Linked DNA regions of Homo sapiens: region 1 is linked to region 2. A link is an interaction called in ENCODE POLR2A ChIA-PET data of the cell type or tissue named here. Cell type or tissue: HepG2. All regions are shown on one strand.

Region 1 (2,500 bases), 110 kb after region 2:
GATATTTTCTTAAATCTGGATTATCATCCTTCAGTTTGGATAAGACAGACAATATTGATGGGTTGGGGTACTTTGTCAAAGAATGTAAAGAAAGATAATGTGAAGAAAGGCAATTTTGTGATTAAAAAGGAAACTTTATTCTTAGATTTGTTAATAAGTGTCTCTTACTGAATTATTTGCTTATTAGGCAAAACAGTGATATCATTGAATCATTCTAAAATTCCTTCCCTTTTATGTCTTGAGGTTATGAACACATGTAAGGCACCTCACCTGGCATCTGACAAACTCAACGAGACAATGAATGAACCAGAATAAATAATCATCTATTTTTTTTTCCCCCTGAACATTTCTACAGTTGAGACAGTCTTAGAATTTCTCTCTTGCATGCCAGGATATTAGACTGTTGAAATTGAATTCTTTTTTTTTTTTTTTTTTTTTTTTGAGACGGAGTCTCGCTCTGTCCCCCAGGCTAGAGTGCAGTGGTGCGATCTCGGCTCACTGCAACCTCCGCCTCCAAGGTTCACGCCATTCTCCTGCCTCAGCTTCCCGAGTAACTGGGACTACAGGCACCCGCCACGACACCTAACTAATTTTTTTGTATTTTTTAGTAGAGACGGGGTTTCACCGTGTTAGCCACGATGGTCTTGATCTCCTGACCTCGTGATCCGCCTGCCTCGGCCTCCCAAAGTGCTGGAATTACAGGTGTCAACCACCGCGCCCGGCTGAAATTGAATTTCTTTCTTTTCACCAACTCGAATTTCTTCTTCTCATGTAAGGTCATCTTACATAAGTGAGACTCCTTTGTTCCCTTTCCCTTAATAACAAGCCTACACGGATGTGAAGGTGGTGAACGCACCTCTTCTCATCTCAAAACATCCACGTGCTCTTCCATTTTTTTCTAACAAAGAAGGGAGAGGAGGTGACATGAAAACACACCATGGATATTGTTCAGCATTTGTAAAAGCTGAAAGTATCACTTGGTAGACAAACTGCTTTTTGCACTACAACCTCCAGAAGAAAGCGCGAACGCAATTCCCCACCACCACAAATTACAGTCCAGTTTCCCCACATGTGGAAGTAACAGGAGTCAGTCAGCACATACTGAGTACAATGGAGAAATCGCCCCCGAGAAACACCAACTTCATGGCCGTATTTTCTCCTGTTACGTAAGTATGAATGAACGCCCCTCCGCCCTGCCACAGCTCCATACGCCTCACCCCTTACACGCATGGTCACTTGGCCCGCGCATTCCCCCACCCCGCCCCCATGCCGCCTCAAGTCTTCCTAGCCCTGACACACAGCTGGGACTATCACGTCCAACCGGAGGTCCTGGACTAGCTCCCACAGCACGAGAAATCTTTCGTGGTGAAGCAGCAGCCCCTGAGCTGCCTCCTCTGCATAGGAATCGCCCTATCTGTGATGTCACCGACAGCGCCTTTCCCGTCCCCGTCTGCTCTTCCGCCCCACCCTCTGCCACTCGGCCGACCAACCAGCTGTGGGAGCGGGCGGAGGAAGTGACACCTGACTCTACCTCCTTTCCCTCCCATCCCCGTCCCTGGTCTCTCCCAAAGAAGTAGGTTCTTAGCCTGTGATGCAAAGGACCCCTTTGGCGGCCAGCTGGAGCCTGTGCGCTTTTCTTCAAATAATGGCTTTTAAAGCTCAGACTAGAAAGTTTAGGATTACAAAGAAAAACGGTTCTTTTCACATACGGTTATCCTTGTGATGTAGCATTTCGCTTGACATTTGGAAGTCGTTCAATATCAGAGAGAAACCGTATCTATGAAACTAGAGAGGCTGCTCAGATGACTGCAAACCAGCCATCCTTACTTGTTTTATCACTAGGAGTATTATAAAGACGGTCGTCCAGTTTCATGAATCTTGTAGGGTTTTTTTCAGATACAGCAATGTACAAAAATGTGCTGCCCCAGCAGAGCACACTGGACATTCAGGCATGGTGCTGGAGTTTGTCATCTCTTCACTGCCTTCTCTAGACCTTAGCGCTTACCTCATGTTAACACTTTATATGCTGCGAAGACAGAAACACAGTCATCCAAATTTGGCAAAAATATTTGGGAGAAGTTTTATTTCAGGTGTTTAACTGATTACTTTTAATATGTAGACTACAACACCAAACTCTGAGAATACTCCACAGACTTATTAATGGTTTCCACCCCCGTCTCTGCAAATCTATCAGGCAAGTTTTTCCTGCCCTTTACTTTCATATAAGCTGAGTCACAGTCTGTAGTGGGTTTTGGGGGGAGTGTTACTGCCCAACAGGTACACCCTGCCTGCTGCCTAGACAGAGCCAATTTTTCGACACAGGGGAATTGCAATAAAGAGCTGCACTCTTTATTTGGTGATTGGGGGCCGGTGAATTGAGAGTTCTGCTTGGCCAGGTCGGAGATGAAATCACAGGGAGCTGAAGCTGTGGTCTTGTGCTGGGTCAGTTCCTGCTTGGGGGCCACAAGACCAGCTGAGCCAGGTTATCAGTCTAGCTGGT
Region 2 (2,500 bases):
TCACAGACTTTATGGTCTCCAAGGGAGACCCCTCCATTTCATGTTTTGTGATTTGAGCAACAGACTGGAATCTACTTGAAATTTGCAAATGGTCTTTGACTTGGGCTTTCCAATTTTGCTCTACTTCACAGTGTTTTCTGGGTTATATACAAGGGAGATGATCCAGTCATTTGTTAAGCGCCTCAAATAAGACATGCCCTAGATGTTTTTTTGTTTGTTTTGTCAAATTGGGATTATTTTTGTGTCTTTGGAGAATATAAAATACTAACATGAGGTAAGCACTAAGGTTCTGAGATGGCCGTGGAAGAGATGACAAACTCCATCACCATGCCTGAGAGTGTCCAATCGTCTCTGCGGGGGCCACATATTTTTGTATTACACTGTATTTGAAATAACAACAACAACAAAAAACCCTTCAAGATTCATAAAATTGGACAACTGTCTTTGTAACACTTCTAGTGGTAAAACCAGTAAGGATGGCTAGTTTGCAACCCATCTGAGCAGCCTCTCTGGTTTCATAGATATGTTTTCTCTCTGACATTGAATGGCTTTCAACTTGAAACGGAATGCTACATCACAAAGATAAACAGGTTTGAAAGGAACCGGTTTTCCTTGTAATCCTAAACGTTCAAGTCTGCGCATTAAAAGACATTATCTGAAGAAGGGTGCACAAGCTTCCTGTTGGCCGCCAGAAGGGTTCTCTGCAGGACACAGATCAAGTACCACAGTCTTAGGGGGAGACCAGACGTGGGATCTCTGCGCACCTCCCCAAAGGACAATGGCAGGAGGAAAAGGAGAAAGAGACAGACGTCACTTCCTCCGCCAGCTCCGGCAGCGGGTTGATCGGCTGAGTCGGCGGAGGGTGGGGCGGAAGAGCAGACGGTGTCTGGGAAAGGCGCTGTCGGTGACATCACGGATAGGGCGATTTCTATGTAGATGAGGCAGCGCAGGGGCTGCTGCTTCGCCACTAAGGAGTTCCCGTGCCGTGGGAGCGGGTTCAGGACCGCTGGTCGGACCTGAGAGTCCCAGCTATGTGTCAGGGCTAGGAGGGCTGGGGGCGGGGGGGGTGGGGGGGGGGGGCGTGCGCGGGGCAAGTGACCGTGCGTGTAAAGGGTGAAGCGTGTGAGGCTGTGGCGGGGCGGAGGTGCAAAAGCTCATACTTACTTGGCGGGGGAGATACCATGATCACGAAGGTGGTTTTCTCAGGGCGAGGCTTATCCGTTATGTTCCGGGTGTACTGACCCCTGCCATTTTCCCCCAATGTGAGGAACTCGACTGCATAACTTGTGATAGTAGGGGACTGCGTTCGCGCTTTCCCCTGGTGCTTCTGTGGTGCGAATAGTAGGTGAGCCGTAAGTGTTTTTGTAACTCAGGGTGCGGGCTCGTGTTTTGTGGCTGTGTTCTGTCCGGTCAGTTGTTTCCGTTCGCAACGGTTAGTTTTCCTTTGTGAGGCCATGTTTGGGGACAGCTTAGAACTATCCACTTACTCTCTTGGGAGGCGAATTTCAGTCTCTGTTGGTTGGGGTGTTCTCCCAGGTTAGCTGCCGCGGTACTTGCTAGGTGGAGCTCAGGGATCAAGGGTCGGGAGCTTTCTGGTTTGTTCAGTGCTCCCAGGGCTTCTAACATCTCTTAAAAACTCTGGTGTTTTCTGTCATCCTCGGAGTTACCTCTTAGCCTCTGTTTTTTTTGTTGTTTTTTCCCCCCCTCCCTAAGACAAGTCTCGCTGTACCGTCCAGGCTGGAGAACTGGCGCGATCTTCCCATCTCAGGCTCCCGAGTAGGACAACCGCACGCCACCACACCCGGCTAGTTTTTTCTCTTTTTTTTTTTATTTTCTTTTCTTTCTCTTTCCTTTCTTTTTCTTTTTTCGTAGCAGTTTCACCATTCTGCTCAGGCTGGGCTCCACCTCCTGGGCTCAAGTGGTCCGCCCAGCCTTCTGAAGTGCTGGGATTGCAGGTGCGATCCATCTTGCCCTGGCAGCTCCTGCTTTTCACCACAGCATTCACGGGAGTTTGTAGGATTTCTGTGCTGGGGAAACGTGTACTCAGTTAATAGAGCCAGGTGGAAGTTGTACTCAGAACTGGTGGTTTTCTTTGGAATGAAAACCGTGCATGTTGGGGGCTCTTAGTGTCCCCGTTCGGTTGTAGGCATAACACCCTTGCTTTGTGTAGGGGGAGGGCTTTGCCCGTGCCCTGGTGCCCCGGCGCAGGGCATCGAGGCCTGCAGATCAGAACCGCAGTCTAACCTATGTCTTGGCGGAATACCCTGCTAAGTCTCCCTGGAATGTAAGATGGGAGGTCTTGTGAGGAGGTTTCTACAAGTAAGAAAACAAATTTCCATTCGGTTTTTATTGACAAAATTGAAAATTATAATAACTGAGTCCAGCCTCTCAGATGACAAATGTCTTTTGCACTGAGAGCTGGGAACCGCCGCTTGCCTCAGCTCCTGCGTGCAGGTGCAGCCCTCGCTTCCCTCCACACTTTCTCCAGCGGGTGTCAGTT

What was found. Peaks named below come from ENCODE experiments on the same cell type or tissue, not always from the same donor. Only the 100,000 strongest peaks of a DNase experiment are listed, where the experiment ranks them.
Region 1: POLR2A ChIA-PET joins it to region 2 with 5 read pairs; 4 of 35 experiments call an interaction of 5 or more read pairs at or near these places.

The regions. Positions count from the first base shown.
Region 1 is chr1:144,522,848-144,525,347 of GRCh38, forward strand. It overlaps RNVU1-26 (RNA, variant U1 small nuclear 26), which reads right to left and starts at 1,174; the gene lies at 1,013-1,174. In HepG2, no CTCF peak of the experiment used is centred here; DNase peaks (open chromatin) are centred at 1,170 and 1,435.
Region 2 is chr1:144,411,420-144,413,919 of GRCh38, forward strand. It overlaps RNVU1-15 (RNA, variant U1 small nuclear 15), which reads left to right and starts at 1,157; the gene lies at 1,157-1,321. RefSeq lists enhancers at 1,056-1,764, 1,631-2,318, 2,319-2,500 and silencers at 1,082-1,431, 1,256-1,550. In HepG2, no CTCF peak of the experiment used is centred here; DNase peaks (open chromatin) are centred at 833 and 1,262; H3K4me3 peaks cover 700 bases.